2 separate regions of the Homo sapiens genome follow, and region 2 is linked to region 1. A link is an interaction called in ENCODE POLR2A ChIA-PET data of the cell type or tissue named here. Cell type or tissue: Panc1. All regions are shown on one strand. Each heading gives the region's core, and the rest is flanking DNA. Links, peaks and the distances in the headings are about the cores only. Region 1 holds the start of TMIGD2 (transmembrane and immunoglobulin domain containing 2). Region 2 overlaps MAP2K2 (mitogen-activated protein kinase kinase 2).

Region 1 (8,320 bases), core at 170-8,169:
GGTATTGGGGGGTAAGAGCATTCCAGGCAGTGCACAGCCCATGCAAAGGCCCTGGGGCAGGACTGTGCCTGGCGTGTTGGAGGAACAGCGAGGAGGCCCGTGTGGCTGGAGCAGAGTGAGGACAGGGAGAGAGGGAGGAAGGGTTGGGCAGGGCCTGTGAGCCTTGGGGTGGTGTGGGGAGGTGAAGGAAGTTAAGCAGTTTATGTTTTAATGTAAGTGTGATGGAAAATCAGAAAGCAGGGAAGAAATAGTCCAATTGAAGTTTTTGTTTTTGTTTTTGTTTTTGTTTTGAGATGGGGTCTCACTCTGTTGCCCAGGTGGGAGTGCAGTGGTGTGATCTCGGCTCATTGCAACCTCTGCCTCCCAGGTTCAAGTGATTCTTGTGGCTCAGCCTCTTGAGTAGCTGGGACTACAGGCACTCGCTACCACGCCCAGCTAATTTTTGTATTTTTGGTAGAGATGGGGTTTCACCAACATGGCCAGGCTGGTCTGGAACTCCTGACCTCAAGTGATCCACCTGCCTCAGTCTCCAATTTAAGTTTTAATAAAAAGACCTTGGTTGGGTGTGGTGGCTCATGCCTGTTATCCCAGCCCTTTGGGTGGCCAAGACTGGGTGATTGCTTGAGGCCAGGAGTTCAAGACCAGCCTGGGCAACATAGTGAGACCCATCTCTAAAAAACAAAAATGACTGGGCACGGTGGCTCACGCCTGTAATCCCAGCACTTTGGGAGGCCAAGGTGGGTGGATCATGAGGTCAGGAGTTCGAGACCCACCTGGCCGAGATGGCGAAACCCCGTCTCTACTAAAAATACAAAAAAAATTAGCCAGGCGCAGTGGCGCGCGCCTGCAGTCCCAGCTACTCGGGAGCCTGAGGCAGGAGAATCTCTTGAACCTGGGAGGCAGAGGTTGCAGTCAACCGAGATCGCGTCACTGCACTCTAGCCTGGGTGACAGAGCAAGACTCCTTCTCAAAACAAAACAAAACAAACAAACAAAAAAACACAAATGAACAACAAAAAAGTGCAAGCGGCTGGAATCAGAGGAGAGGGAAAGAGGAATGGAGGTTTTCGCCCCAGGAAATGTGTGAAGGGCAGCAGCCTTTGTCCTTAATTGGAAACACAGAGGGAGCTGCTGCCGGAGTAGAAAGTCTGCTTTTAGCTGTGAGAAGTCTGACGTGTCTGTTAGACCCCCGGAGAAGTTGAGGTTATGTGAAGTTCCTGGCATTTGAGATGCAATTGCAGAGGAGGGTAGAGACATGAGATCTGGAGAAGGGTATTAGGCAGCTGGAACAGCAGGTGCAAAGGCTCGAAGGCCAGATCCAGCCTTCCCATTGCGGAAACAGAGAAAGAAAAGTCCCCAGGCTAGAGCAAGAGGGAGGGAGCAAAGGCACTGCGGAGGGTGGAGATGAGAGAGGCCAGGCCAGGCTGGTATGTAGGGCAAGGTTTAGATTGTATCCTAGGGGCCCTCAGAGGATCCTTCCTTAATCCTCCAGCCCCCATCACGTTCTGAGTCTCGGAGGGAGATGGGCCTTATCTGACAGTAGAGAGACTGAAGTTTAGAGGGGCCCTGAGCTGGGGGGCAGGCAGCTGGGGATGACAGCAAGAGTGGGGTTCAGAGGGGAGGGAGGCCCAGATACTCACCCCAGATCTGCACCAGGAGGCCCAGCACCATGCCCGGGGACCCCATTCCTGGCCCATCACCCCCCTCTCCCCCTCCCAGTTGACAGACTTCCTGCCACAATCTCCGCCTCCCGCTGCAGAAGCAGATGCAACACCCAGGGCCAGACAACAGACGTCCGGTGTTCCAGCCTGCTGGGGGCTCCACTTCCTGCCACCTCGTGCCTCAGTTTCCCCAATGCATTTTCTATCTGAAAGGCAGTGTACGGACCAGGCAACATGGCTCATGTCTGTAATCCCAGCACTTTGGGAGGCCGAGGCAGGTGGATCACCTGAGGTCAGGAGTTCGAGACCAGCTTGGCCAACATGATGAAACCCCTACTAATTTCTACTAAAAATACAGAAATTAGCTGGACATGGTGATGGGCGCCTATAATCCCAGCTACTTGGGAGGCTGAGGCAGGAGAATGGCTTAAACCCGGGAGGCGGAGGTTGCAGTGAGCCAAGATCACGCCACTGCACTCCAGCCTGGGCGACAAGAGTGAAACTCCGTCTCAGAAAAAAAGAAAAGAAAGGCAGTGTATGCAAGTGAGTGGGAGGAATCCACCCCTGTGAGCTTTCTGGAAGGCTCTACATAAACACATCTAGGTACAGGAAGACACAGTGCGAGAGCAGGTGGCTCCGTGGGGGAGGGGCAGGCGACATAGGCCTGAGCAGTGAGTTAAATGACAGGGTCCCTGCCTCAATTATTTTGCTCCCAAAATGTCTTTCTTTTGCTGGGCGCTGTAGCTCACACCTGTAATCCCAGCACTTTGTGAGGCTGAGGTGGGAGGATCACTTGAGCCGAGTTTAAGATCAACCTGGGGTAACACAGCGAGATCCAATCTCTATTAAAAAAAAAAAAAAAAAAAAAAAGATACAGGCTGGGCATGGTGGCCCAGGCCTGTAATCCCAGCACTTTGGGAGGCCAAGGCGGGTGGATCACCTGAGGTCAGGAGTTCAAGACCAGCCTAGCCAACATGGCAAAACCCGGTCTCTACTAAAAATACAAAAATTAGCTGGGCCTAGTGGTGGGCGCCTGTAGTCCCAGCTACTCAGTGGGGTTGAGGCAGGAGAATCGCCAGAACTGGGGAGATGGAGATTACAGGGAGCCGAGATCCTGCCACTGCACTCCAGCCTGGGCGACAGAGTGAGACTGTGTCTCAAAAAAAAAAAAAAAGATACAAAACCAACCCAGGGTGATGGTGCATGCCTATAGTCCCAGCCACTCGGGAGGCTGAGGCAGGAGAACCGCTTGAGCCCAGGAGTTGGAGGCTGCAGTAAGCCATGATTGCGCCCCGTTACTCCAGCCTGGGCAACAGAGTGAGTCCGTCTCTAAAAAAAAATAATAATAATAATTTAAAAAATCTTCCTTTGAGGTTCAGAGAAATAGATTTCTGTTGATAACTTTGGGTCCTATTACATGACCTGCTTGGGGGTCCCGTGGAGGAGGTTCATGGGCTCTCGAGTTCCTCCCAGCCCTGCATCCCTCACCCCTGATTCTGTAGTGCATTCTGGGAGGAGGTGGCGAACCCACAGACCTCAATGTCTCAGACCCAACTGCAGAGTGACCTCCTTTCTCACTCGGACCTAGAAGGCCTGCATCGTACACAGCGTTCCCCTCCACCACAGGGAGGTTCTGCGGTGGCTATGCCTGCACCTCCCCTGCAGACACGTACACCCGCCCAGCCTCCCCTACCCACTCCTTCCCCTCCCCAGAACATTCTGAAGCTCCACCCTTCCCCCCACCGTCTGCTGAGGGACCCTGGATAGATTAGCCCCCAGGTCCTTCCAAAGCTGGACCCAGACATTCTTAGCTTCCGCACCTGGGCTGGCACGGAGACTTCTGGAGGAGCTGTTGGAGCCTGGGGCTTTGTGGGGTGTATAGGAGTTCAGTTGTGACATAGGGACAAATGGAAAGAAGGCACTGGAGGCTAAACACCCTCTTGGGCAAAAGCCTTAGATTTTCAGTAAATGCCAGGCGGGCTAGACAATTTGAGTAGCAACGGATAACCTGTGTGAGTGAACAAGTGGGGAAACTGAGGCACGGGAGCATTAGAGATGATTCTGAGGTCCCACGGCAGGGCCAGGGGTCGAGCCCCTTGTCTTCTCATCCAAGGCTCTCTCCAGCTCACATATCACCACCAACACCGCCCAGTGAGCCCCAGGCGCTGGATGTGAGGGCTCTGGGCGAGGCCAGCGCGGAACTACATTTCCCAGGCGGCCGCGGCGGGTGCGCCTGCGCAATGCGCGCGGTGATGGAGCGCTAACCGGGGGCGCGGCGGCGGCGAGGGCTCGGCGGGCCATTGGCTACCGGCCGCGGCAAAGGCAGCTTGGGGACCCAGCGTGCGCGGGGCCCGCGGGCCGGGCCGGGGTGACCTGGGCTGCAGCCATGGAAGAACAGAGGGTAGGACGGGGTGGGGCAGGGCGGGCCCGCAGGGGCGTCGGGGGCGGGGAAGGGGACCAGGTGTTGCCGCAGCGCCCCCACTCCCTCCCCGCCTCCACCCCAGCTGCTCTGCGGCTGAGGCCCCACCCCATTCGCGACCCCGCCCGGATCTAGCCCCCCTACCCCAGTTTGGGACGCAGCCCCCCCACATCTTGGCTTGGGGCCAGGCACGTGCCTTCTACGCCCCCCCACCCTGCCCAGTATCCCAGTCCCATCCCTGACCCCCATCCCCCACGCCCTCCCTCCTGGCCGCGGACCAGGCGTCCCGGCCCCCCGCCCCACCCCTGGAAGACGCCCCGCCAGCTCCGCAGTGCGGACCCCACCGACCCTGCCCCAGGAAAAAGGAGCAGGTTGGAGCCTGGGTCAGAGCAAGAGGCTCCCGAGCGGGATCCTCCCTCCCAGAATCCCCTGCCCTTCCCCAAGACCTCCCTGCCCCCTCCCCGCTTACCTGGCGCCCCCGCATCCCTGGCCCCCAGGTTCCACCTTTGCCCAGGTAATTTCTTTCTCCTTGCTTATCTTTCTCCCCCAGGTAGGCCCCACCCCTGTTCCGAGGCTAGCCCCTATCCCAGGCTATCCCACCTCCCTGGGGTTTTTCCTTCCACCGAGAACCCTTTCCCCAGGTTAGCCCATTTTCCAGCAGACATCCTTCTCCTCTGGGGTTTTCTGTCCTCAGGCTAGCCCCTCACGCCCCACCTTCAGGATGTAGGTATCGGGTTGTAGCCTTTGTGCTCAAGCACGCCTGGTTCGGGGCCAGGGTCTGTCCCTTCCTGAGAGGTTCTCTGTGAGCCTCAGTTTCCTCTCCTGTAATATGGGGTAGCTTAGGGCGCCCAGCTGCTATGGGTGAATTGTATCAGCCCGGAGCTTTACCTCCTGGCTGGTGCCCAAGCTCAATAGCGTGGCAGCCCCCACATCTCCTCTCTGGATCCCTGGAGGGGAGCGCGGGTCAGGGAGCCTGGCCAGGCTGACGGGCTCACCTGCCTGCCGTGTGTGTGTGCGCATGTGTGTGCATGTGTGTGCGCACGCGTGTGCATTTATGTACGTGTGTGCATGTGTGTGCACGTGTGTACATGTGCGTACACGTGTGTGTACCTGTGTGCGCACATGTGTGTGTGCACCTGTGTGTGTCCACACTTCTGGTGGTGCAGGAGGCCCTGAGGAAGATCATCAAAACACTGGCTGTGAAGAATGAAGAAATTCAGAGCTTTATCTACTCCCTGAAACAGATGCTGCTGAACGTGGAGGTGAAGGCGGTGGGGCAGTCCTGGGGAGGTAAGGGGAGGGGAGGAAGCTGGAGGGTGCAGCCTTAGGAACTGGCCCATTGCTGTTGATGCCTGTGGGAGGTCTCAGGTTCCCTCTCTGAACACGGGCTTTGGCCGATTCTGGCTGTTCCGACCCAGGCGAACTCGGCGAAGGTGCAGGAGGACCTCGAAGCAGAGTTCCAGTCCCTCTTCTCCCTCCTGGAGGAGCTGAAAGAAGGCATGCTTATGAAGATAAAACAGGACCGTGCCAGCCGTACCTACGAGCTGCAGGTGAGGGCTGAGGGCATCTTCCTCTCCCCCCGCCCCTCCTACTCAACAGAACGTAGCTGACCTCGGCACCTTCCTCCAAAAACTGGGTGCTCTCGAGTTTCTGATCTCTCCCCTGACCCCTCCATCCACCTGTACACTCTCTCTTTTTTTTTTTTGAGACGGAGGTCTCGCTCTGTCGCCCAGGCTGGAGTGCAGTGGCATGATATCGGCTCACTGCAACCTCCGCCTCCTGGGTTCAAGCAATTCTCCTACCTCAGCCTCCCAAGTAGCTGGGATTACAGGTACCCGCCATCATGCTGGGCTAATTTTCGTATTTTTAGTAGAGATGGGGTTTCACCGTGTGGGCCAAGCTGACCTCAGGTGATCCTCCTGCCTCAGCCTCCCAAAGTGCTGGGATGACAGGCATGAGCCCCCGCGCCTGGCCCATCTGTGCTCTCTCTGAATCCCCTCTCCATCACGGCGTCCCCGAGTCTGGCTCAGATCTTCCCCTCCTGTCTTCACTCAGTGCCTCCGGTTTCTCAGCCCTTCCCACTGGCCCCCCAGATCTGAAGGTATCACCTCCACTCAAACACCACCCATGGCTCCCGTGGGCTGTCACTCAGACTCCAAGCTGGAGTCACACAGGCTGCATCCAGACCTCCTGGGCAACTTCCTGACATCCCAGATTCCTGTCCCAGGGGGAATCTAGAGCCCTGGAGCTCGGATGTGGCCTAGGCATGTGAGTTTTTGGTTTGTTTTGTTTTGAGACAGAGTCTTATTCTGTCACCCAGGCTGGAGTCCAGTGGCGCAATCATGCCTCACTGCAGCGTCCGCCTCCCAGGCTTAAGCGATTCTCCCATCTTAGCCTCCCAAGTAGCTGGGACCACAGGAAGGTGCCACCACGCCCAGCTCATTTTTGTATTTTTTGGTGGAGACTGGTTTTCACCATGTTGCCTAGACTAGTCTTGAACTCATGGGCTCAAGCGATCCTCCTGCCTTGGCCTCCCAAATTGCTGGGATTACAGGCATGAGCCTCTGTGCCTGGCTCATGTGAGTTTTTTTTGTTTTGTTTTGTTTTTGAGATGGAGTCTCTCTCTGTGACCCAGGCTGGATCAGTTGCACAACCTCAGCTCACTGCAACCTCCGCCTCCCGGGTTCAAGTGATTCTCCTGCCTCAGCCTCCCGAGTAGCTGGGATTAGAGGTGCCCACCACCACACCCAGCTACTTTTTTCTATGTTTAGTGGAGACAGGGTTTCACTGTGTTGGCCAGGCTAGTCTTGAACTCCTGACCTCAGGTGATCCTCCCGCCTCAGCCTCCCAAAGTGCTGGGATTACAGGCCTGAGCCACCACACCCGGCCTTACGTGTTTTTAGGGAAGGGATTCCCCAGGGATTCTGTTCTGCTCCCCGAGCCCAGCCCCATTTGGTGGGGCGCTCAAGGCTCCAATCTCCATCTCTCACCTGGAGTTCGAGAAGGGCATGGTACCCTGGATTCTGAATGGGGTGGGGAGCCCTCAGGGGGCCTGAGGCAGTGGGGTGAGTTGTCCCCTCCTTTGGTGCCTGGTATCCACAGAACCAGCTGGCTGCCTGCACGCGGGCCCTGGAGAGCTCCGAGGAGCTTCTGGAGACAGCCAACCAGACTCTGCAGGCCATGGACAGCGAGGACTTTCCTCAGGTGGGTGCCTCTGATGCTGCCAGGTAAAGAACAGTGTGCCCAGTCACGTTTGCATTTCAGGTGAACAAGCACATTTTTAGTGTAAGTATAGCCCACCCATGCGATAGTTGGCAAAAGTACATACTGATACCAAGAAAGTGTCCAGGCCGGGCACAGTGGCTACGCCTGTAATCCCAGCACTTTGGGAGGCTGAGGCAGTGGATCACCTGAGGTCAGGAGTTCAAGACTAGCCTGGCCAACACGGGGAAACCCCATCTCTACTAAAAATACAAACATTAGCTGGATGTGGTGGTGGGCGCCTGTAATCCCAGCTACTTGGGAGGCTGAGGCGGGAGAATCGCTTGAACCTGGGAGGCAGAGGTTGCCGTGAGCTGAGATTGTGTCACTGCATTCCAGACTGGGCAACAGAGGGAGACTTCATCTCAAAAACAAAGAAAAAAAGAAAAGAAAGCATTCAGGCTGGGTGCAGTGGCTCATGCCTGTAATACCAGCAGTTTGGGAGGCCGAGGCAGGAGGATTGCTTGAGGCCAGGAGTTTCAGACCAACATGGGCAACATAGTGAAACCCCATCTCTACAAAAAATAAAATAATTGGCCAGGCACAGGGGCTCATGCCTGTAATCCCAGCACTTTGGGAGGCCAAGGCGGGCGGATCACGAGGTCAGGAGATCAAGACCATCCTAACACAGTGAAACCCCGTCTCTACTAAAAAAAAATACAAATAAATTAGCCGGGCGTGGTGGCGGGCACCTGTAGTTCCAGCTACTCGGGAGGCTGAGGCAGGAGAATGGCGTGAACTCGGGAGGCGGAGCTTGCAGTGAGCCAAGATCGCGCCACCGCACTCCAGCCTGGGCAACAGAGCGAGACTCCGTCGCAAAAAAAAGAGATTGAGACCATCTTGGCTAGGACGGTGAAACCCCGTCTCTACTAAATATACAAAAAGTTAGCCGGGCATGGTGGCGGGCACCTGTAGTCCCAGCTACTCAGGAGGCTGAGGCAGGAGGATGGTGTGAACCCGGGAGGCAGAGCTTGCAGTGA
Region 2 (8,320 bases), core at 320-8,319, 190 kb before region 1:
CTGCCTCAGACCACAAAGCGCTTCCTCATCCTTTCCTCGCCCTTTGATGCCGCCGGCAACGTGACTCTGCGAGCAGCGGGGCAGACGCCAGGTCTCCCTCGCAGGCGGGAAAGGGGCTCCAAGGCGGGTGCTGCCTTGCTCGGGTCACATGGCTACGTGGGGGCCTTGCTCAAATTCACTTCCTGCCTTCATTACAAAACTGTCAAAGGGGATCGCACGTTTGCAGGGTGTCACCCAAGCATTCTGGTTTTGCAAACGACGCTGTGCGGCAGGCGGTCTGATACCTGATGAGCTCGGTGTGGCGGGGTCGGCAGCATTTCCTCCGGGGTTTTGAGCTCTGGCCACTTCTCCTTTTGTTCCACCCAATCTCACCCACTTCTGGGCTTCGAGGCCAGAGTGTCTTAACAAGGGGGCACGTCAGAGTCAATGAAGGGGGTGCCTGTACCCCACCCTAGAGACTGTGGTCCCACAGATCTGAGCTGGGGGAGGCACAGGCCTGCCTTGACAAGCTCAGACTGCCACACTTTCCTGAGAAGGCCATTTAAAAACAGTCATCAGCTTTGTTATGTTTTGAGACAGCATCTCGCTCTGCTGCCCGGGCTGGAGTGCAGTGGCGTGACCAAAGCTCACTGTAGCCTCAACCTCCTGGGCTCAAGTGATCTTCCCACCTCAGCCTCTCATGTAGCTGGTGCTATTTTTATCCCCATTTTTAAATGTTGTTAACAATTTTAAAACAGGCACGTGCCACCACACTCACCTAATATTTTAAATTATAGAGATGGTTTCTCACTATGTTGCCCAGCCTGGTATCGAACTCCTGGGCTTAAATGATCCTCCCACCTCAGCCTCCCAAAATGGTAGGATTACAGGCATGAGCCACCGTGCCCGGCCTAATAGGGATCAGTTTTTAATTGCATCTACCCTGGAACCCAGCAATTCCCTCACACAGCTTACCTCACAGGTGTGCCTGCGAGTCAGTGCCATGTTATTTGAGATAGGGCAGAGACTGGAAACAACCTACGTACCCCCCAAAACGGGAGTGTTTTCCCTCTCTGCTGTCATAAGGACGCCCGGGATACAGCAAGAGAAAAAGCAAAGCTGGGAGGAAGACATGAGTGCTTAAAAAACAAAATCATTGGCTGGGCGCGGTGGCTCACACCTGTAATCCCAGCACTTTGGGAAGTCGAGGCAGGTGGATCACCTGAGGTCAGGAGTTTGAGACCAGCCTGGCCAAGATGGTGAAACCCTGTCTCTACTAAAAATACAAAAATTAGCCAGGAGTGGTGGCGGGCGCCTGTAATCCCAGCTACTCGGGAGGCTGAGTCAGAAGTATCACTTGAATCTGGGAGGTGGAGGTTGCAGTGAGCCGAGATTGTGCCACTACTAGATTCTAGCCTGAGTGACAGAGTGAGACTGCCTCTCAAAAAAACAAAAAGAAAACAAAACAAAACCAAAGGCATCTACATATACATACTTGTATGGCATCGACTGCCTTGAGAAGGATCCCCTGGAAGCCAGCGCACTGTTGCCTCTGAGGAAAGGGGCCGTGAGGGGGTCTTCCTTCTCCCCAACATGCTCTGTTCCGTGGAGGCCCTGCCCCTGCCCCTGCCCCGGACGCACTCACCATGTGTTCCATGCAAATGCTGATCTCCCCGTCACTGTAGAAGGCCCCGTAGAAGCCCACGATGTACGGCGAGTTGCATTCGTGCAGGACCTGCAGCTCGCGGATGATCTGGTTCCGGATGGCCGGCTTGATCTCAAGGTGGATCAGCTGCAAGGGGAGAGGGGCGAGACTGGCTTGGGGGGTGCCCGAAAACGGGATGAAGGCATTTGGGGCCTCTGCTCTGCAGGCGTTCCCAACAGTGGTCAAGACCAACTCAGTACCCCCTCCGCAATTCCACCCCTAGGTGTCTGCCTAGAAGTGGACACATACGTCCACACAGAAACGTGTCCCAAGTGCTCACAGCAGCACGACTCACAGCAGGCAAGGGTGGAAAGAACCCAGGCGTCCACCCAGGGCAGAACAGGCCAACCCAGCGCAGCCCACCCCTCACTGAAACAGGACTCAGCCGTAAAGAGGAACCAGGCCAAGACCCCGGCCACAGCGTGGGTGAACCCTGAGGATGTCATGCTTAGTGCGAGATGCCAGACACAAAAGGCCACATAATATGTGATCCCATTTCTGTGAAATGTCCAGGACAGGCTGATCCAGAGACAGGAAGGGGATGTGTGGGTGCCGGGGGCTGGAGGAGGGGATGGGGGTGACTGCTGATGTGGACAGGGTTCTTTTTGGGGTGATGGAATACTGTAAAATTGACTGTGGTGATGAGGACGATGCCGTGAATATCCTACAATCCACTGAGTCACATACTTTCAAAGGGGACACTGTAAGGTATGTGAATTACACCTCAATAAACCTGTTTTCAAAAAAGACCAATTAAGCAAACACTTAATTCCCACTCAGTTGTAGTGGGAGCTGTGTGAAAGCATTTTTCCCCATCAAATCAGACTTTGACAAAGTGCTTGCCTTTCCCAGGAGGGAGGCAGGGCAATGGCTCCCCTCCAGGCCTCTCTCCACTTGGGGTGGGTCTATCCCGAGCCCCTTCCCACCCTCAAGCTGGAGACACCCCGTGGAGACGTTAGCCACACAGAGCCGCGGGCGCCCCTGAGAATTCTCCCTCTCCTTCAACCCAAGTTCAAGACGGCAGGGGAAATTTTCATCAAGTTGACCCCGGTGCCACTTTAAAAAGGCAAGAAGCCAAAGATCCGCTCAAGAGATGCAGAAAGGAGGCCTGGTGTGTGGCTCACGCCTGTAATCCCGCACTCCGGGAGGCTGAGGTGGGCGGACTGCTTGAGGTCAGGAGTTCAAGACCAGCCGGACCAACATGGTGAAACCCCGTCTCTACTAAAAATACAAATTTAGCCGGGTGTGGTGGCAGGCGCCTGTAATCCCAGCTACTCGGGAGGCTGAGGCAGGAGAATCACTTGAACCCAGGAGGCAGAGGTTGCAGTGAGCCGAGATCGCACCATTGCACTCCAGCCTGGGGGACAAGAGCGAGACTTTGTCTCAAAAAAACCCCCAAAAAAACAAAACAACAACAACAACAACAACAAAAACACCACGGGCAACCCCTAACCCCATGGACAAGCCCCAGAAGAGCCAGGACCCCCAGCATGGCAAGGAGCAGCCTGAGGCTTTGGGACGGCACCCTGGAGAATCACAGCATCCCGCTCCAGCCACTGCAATAAGACAAGAAAAAGACATGGTTTCCACTCATCCGCCACAGAGGCAAAGCCAGGCCCAGGTGCAGTCAGTGAAGGGGCGGCCAAGCACGGAGACAGCTCCTTCCTGGAGGAGACCTGGGGTCAGGACGGGAACAGGAATGGGTAAGACCACCTCAATGTGGCAAAAAGTCCACCAAGGAGAATCAACCCAGGTGCCTGGGGAGCAGCAACAAGGAGGTGACACTGGGGCCGGGCCTTGAGGAAGGACAGAGTCACCATGAGGAGGAGATGGGGGAGGGTGTTCCAGGCAGAGGGACAAAGAGCCGCCTGTCAGCGGGCACGGAGGCATGAAGGAGCCCTCGCTGTGTTCAGGGCAGCAGGAGGCTGACCGTGGCCACAGCACAGGGCGTGTGTGGGGAGTGGCCCCTGCTCTAGGCCTGTGACCTTGAGAAGCATGGCAGGGCCCGGGGCACGGTGCCCACCTCCCCCCGCCCGGCCGCTCCTCAGGCTAAGCGTCTCCCACCTTGACCGCAGCCCTGGCGCTGCCTGCCCCTGCCTGCCCGCCCCTGCCTGCCCCTGTAGCGCTGGCTTCTCCCCTCAGGCCAGCCTGCAGAATCCAGCTCCAGACGGTGGCCCCTGGGCTACTCCACTCCCTCATGGTGACCCCACAGGCCCCAGGGCCACCCCAGCACCCCAGGATGCTCTCCCCTCCAGCCAGGCTGTAACTGAGAGGTGCTGGTGCTCACTCCCGTTGCACAAGGGCCTGGTACTGAAGCTTGGATGTTCACGTGGAGGTTGGGAGATTTACTGGAAAAGGCCACATTTGTTTTCACACCGAGCCCTTGAAGCTTGGTGCGTGTTTTCCATGTTCAGCACGTCCGGACTGACCGCATTTTAAGAGCCCGGTAGCCACATCTGAACGGGGGCTGCTGTCTTGGACGGCTCAGTTCCTGACCAAAAACTTCAAAGGAGCCACAGATGGGTGACAAGAAGCAGGAAAGAGCGCGCGTTCGGCTGGCCGTCGCAAGTCGTAATTTAGGAGAGGAAGTGGCGGATGGGCTACTGGGAGGAATCCCAGAGGCCTTGGAACCCAGGAGCTCCGAACGTGAAATGAGGCCGTCGGAAGCGAGAGGCCTTCTGGAAGGCTGTAGTAAATAGCAGAGGCGAGGGAGGCCAGTCTGCACAGGGCGGCTGCGGCGTGATCTCAGTTTTAATGGTTCTGTAATACCTGGGGCCTGTCGAGCGAGCATTCCAGATAAACGGGCAGCCACCACTGAGGGTGTGCAAGGGGAAAGGCAGACAGACAGACAGATGGACAGGAGGGGAGGGGGCGTTCCTGAGCACCTGCACCCTCTAAAGTTCACCCTGACAAGCCCGGGGGATGGGTGTACTGCCCCACTGGTGCTGACTGAGCAAGCTCAGGTTCGGAGCCTCGGAGCCATGTTCCCAGTGGCATTAGCTGCTAAGTCAGGACTGGGGCTGCCTCGGGGAACACTGGAGCCCGTATTCTTTCCAGGACACCACAGCCCAGGCCGTGCCAGCTCTAATAGCTGATTAAATGTGGATGGTGTCAGGGTGTTAAAACTAAATGCCAGACCTGGCTCGGAGGTGGAGACGGTTGCTACAGAAGAATGAGGAATTTGAGCCAGGGGTGGGGTTGGGGGATTCGGAGTAGGAAAAGAGAGGAAAGAGCTTCACTGAGTGTCAGCGAGAGCAGGAGGGGAAGAGGAGGACCGAGCCGCCCCCCGGCCGCCACCCCGCAGGCCTGGAATGATCTCAGCAACCTCGTAAATCATGGATCAGAAACTGACAGCTCCCAAGCTGGATGTAGCCAAGAGTCACGTGCAGCCCACACTGCGCTTCCAAACATCCTGAATTAGGTGTTGTCAAAAATTGGAAGAGAGCCGGGGCAGTGGCTCACATCTGTAATTCCAGTGCTTTGGGAGGCTGAGGCGGGAGGATCGCTTCAGGCCAGGAGTTCAACACTGGGCAGCGTAGCAAGCCTTCATCTCTACAAGAGATTTTAAAAATTAACACACAGGCTGGGAGCGGTGGCCAGCTAGGGGACCGCAGTGCAGTGGATCTGGAGGCTCAGCCCCGGCAGCTGCTCCCAAGTCCGAGCAGATCCAAGAGGGTTCGAATCCGATTCAGGCACTGACCCCACACAGCCTCGGTTTCTTCAACTGTAAAACGAGGCTGCTGTTCAATTTTAATGAGAACACGCGTCAAAGGTGTTGGCAGCGGCTTCGACTCAGGTCGTCACTTGTGAGACAGCAGCTGGTACTGTGAGGTGGCCTTGGGCAGGCCGTGTGACCGCCACCCTGGAAGTAAGCTACAGCGGAGTGGAGGAACTCAGAGGCGAGAACAAACACTCTCATCTCTGCTATGAGCATGGACAATTCAAAGAAGCCCCACACGCGTAACAAGCAGCAAGTTCTTCACCTATCTCCCTGGCCCAGGTAACGCGGGGACGCTGCTCCAATGGGAGAGGGGTCAGAGGCCACGGTCAAGCCAAAAAGACATTTACAAACCAGCATGACCTCAAATACCGAGACTGGGCCAGGCGCGGTGGCTCACGCCTGTAATCCCAGCAATCTGGGAGGCCAAGATGCATGGATTCCTTGAGGTCAGATGTTTGAGACCAGCCTGGCCAACATGGTGAAACCCCGTCTCTACTAAAAATACAAACATTAGCCAGGCATGCCAGCCACTCAGGAGGCTAAGGGAGGAGAATCGCTTGAACCTGTGAGGTGGAGGTTGCAGTGAGCCGAGATTGTGCCACTGCACTCCAGTCTGGGTGACAGAGCGAGACTCTGTCTCAAAAAAATAAATAAATAAAAATAAGTAAATAAATAAGATGAAATGAAAGGAGCCCTTGCAGCCCTACCTGCATAGCAGCCAGAGCCGCTGAGCCCACGAGCTCAATGCATCCTCTCCCACCCGAGTTTTCGGGCACTTTAAAGAAAACCTAATTTTGAAAGAATTATAGAAGCACAGGAAGTTGCAAAAATAGTAACGAGAGTCCCGTGCGCCCTTTCCCCGCCTCCCCCAAGATGACTGACATCTTACATGACGGAAGGACAGTACTGACACCCAGAGCTGATGCTGGGACATCTCCACCCACCAGACCACAGAACCTGCCCAGCCACGCCTGCCCTCAGGTTCAAAGGCCCCGATCTCCCTTTCCCCGCTACAGTAAAGCTGCAGGTGGGCCCGGCTTCACCTGCGCCTGTCAGCAGGAGCAGGAGCTGCTGATACAGCAAGCATTGGGTTCATGTCCACTGCCCAGCCCATCAGGGACCACTGGAGGCTCCCCCAGAAGCCTGAGGGTCCCTGGCACACACGAGGACTGGCACTGTCTCAAGGCCCTGCTGTGGCTGTGTGAACCACACGCTTGCCTTTTTCCACCCAGTGCTTCGGGCGGAGGCGGACCTGAGCTTTCCAAGGCTGCTCCGGTTTGGAAGAGGCTGCCTGCAGTACGGGGACAGAAATAGCAAGTCCGCGGCTGCACACTTCAGGAGGGAGGGAGGGCAGCACTCTAGAGGCCAGAAGACAGAGCTGCAGAGCTAAATCCCCGCAGGAGTTGAGCCGCTGCTCCCGAGGAAGGCAGGGCCCTCAAGCACTGCTGCCACCTGCGCAGACCCACGGGACTAGGTGCAGTCACGTTCCCCCAGTTTGGGGAACTACAGGATGGTGGGCTTCCAGGAAGAGGCAGCGTTCTAGGTCTGAAAGAACACCGGTGAGGAGCTGAACACCCTGTCAACACTAAGTCCCCTACTTCTGTGTTTAAGAGCCACTGTCCCCAAGTGGTCACATCCTCCCTGTATCCCCTGGGCACTATTCTCAAACACAGAGCACAGAGGCTGCATCATGGCCCAGGAGCCCGGGATGACTAAGCACGGGGGCCGTCAGCACCAGGGCTTGCAGACTTTCAAAGGGTGGGTGACAGTCAGCTTTGTGTGTCTCCTCGGTGAGACCACGGTGCCCAGTTGTCAAACGCCAGTCTAGAGGTTGCTGGGAAGGTATGTTTTTAAGATGTGATTAACCTTTAAATTGGCAGACTCTGAGCAAAGCAGATTACTCCACCCCAGGGTGGGTGAGTCTCAGCCAATCAGCTGAAGGCCTTCAGGGAAAAGCCTGCCCAGGCGCGGTGGCTCATGCCTGTAATCCTAGCACTTTGGGAGGCCGAGGCAAGAGGATCACTTGAGGTCAGGAGTTCGAGACCAGCCTGGCCAACACGGTGAACCCCATCTCTACTAAAAAAACAAAAATTAACTGGGTGTGGTGGCATGCACCTGTAATCCCAGCTACTCGGGAGGCTGAGGCAGGAGAATCCCTTGAACCCAGGAGGTAGAGGTTGCAGTGAGCCAAGATCGCACCACTGCACTCCAGCCAATTCCTTAGAATAAATCTCTCTCTACACATACACTCAAGTATCATTAAGGACAGGGATACACTGAGAAATCCCTCTCTGGGCGATGTCGTCACTGTGCAAACACTGGAAAGCCCATTCCACACCCAGGCTCCCATGCTCTGTACAGCGCAGTGCTGAGCTGCTGTCTGTTTATTTAAATATAGAGAACCGAGGCAGGCGGATCACCTGGGGTCAAGAGTTCCAGACCAGCCTGGCCAACATGGCGAAACCCTGCCTCTACTAAAAACACAAAAAAATGAGCTGGGCCTGGTGGTGTGTGCCTGTAATCCCAGCTACTCGGGAGGCTGAGGCAAGAGAATCCTTGAACCCAGGAGGCGGAGGTTGAAGTGAGCCAAGATCATGCCACTGCACTCCAGCCTGGGCAACAGAGCAAGACCCCGTCTCAAAAAGTAAAAATAAAAATAAAAATAAACATACAGAAGGCACAGCAAAAACATGGCCTGATCATCTTACGTCGCCACCGCTGCGTAGGCGGTCTGTCACTGGCTGAGCCATCGCCCTGAGGTGGCTGTACACATAGGCGCAAACACACACACGCTTCGTCTTCATCGCTTGTTTCTCTGGAGAACCATAACACACTCGCATTTCTGAAACCCCCACGTGCTAGCTTTCTGGGAATATGGATTTCAAGTGCCCTCCAGGGCAGAAAGTAGTCACTGG

What was found. Peaks named below come from ENCODE experiments on the same cell type or tissue, not always from the same donor. Only the 100,000 strongest peaks of a DNase experiment are listed, where the experiment ranks them.
Region 2: POLR2A ChIA-PET joins it to region 1 with 12 read pairs; 2 of 35 experiments call an interaction of 5 or more read pairs at or near these places.

The regions. Positions count from the first base shown.
Region 1 is chr19:4,300,701-4,309,020 of GRCh38, forward strand. It overlaps TMIGD2 (transmembrane and immunoglobulin domain containing 2), which reads right to left and starts at 1,689. Exons shown (of 5, transcript NM_001169126.2): 1 at 1,640-1,689. The coding sequence starts at 1,685. FSD1 (fibronectin type III and SPRY domain containing 1) reads left to right here and starts at 3,898. Exons shown (of 13, transcript NM_024333.3): 1 at 3,898-4,061; 2 at 5,246-5,341; 3 at 5,498-5,629; 4 at 7,182-7,283. The coding sequence starts at 4,047. RefSeq lists an enhancer at 1,150-1,695 and a silencer at 3,852-4,021. In Panc1, for the core only: no CTCF peak of the experiment used is centred there; no DNase peak of the experiment used is centred there; H3K4me3 peaks cover 281 bases.
Region 2 is chr19:4,108,885-4,117,204 of GRCh38, forward strand. It overlaps MAP2K2 (mitogen-activated protein kinase kinase 2), which reads right to left. Exons shown (of 11, transcript NM_030662.4): 3 at 1,625-1,771. Among named protein-coding and RNA genes, the nearest start is that of MAP2K2, 11 kb to the right of the region's middle. RefSeq lists enhancers at 462-591, 6,346-6,395 and a silencer at 7,223-7,409. In Panc1, for the core only: no CTCF peak of the experiment used is centred there; no DNase peak of the experiment used is centred there.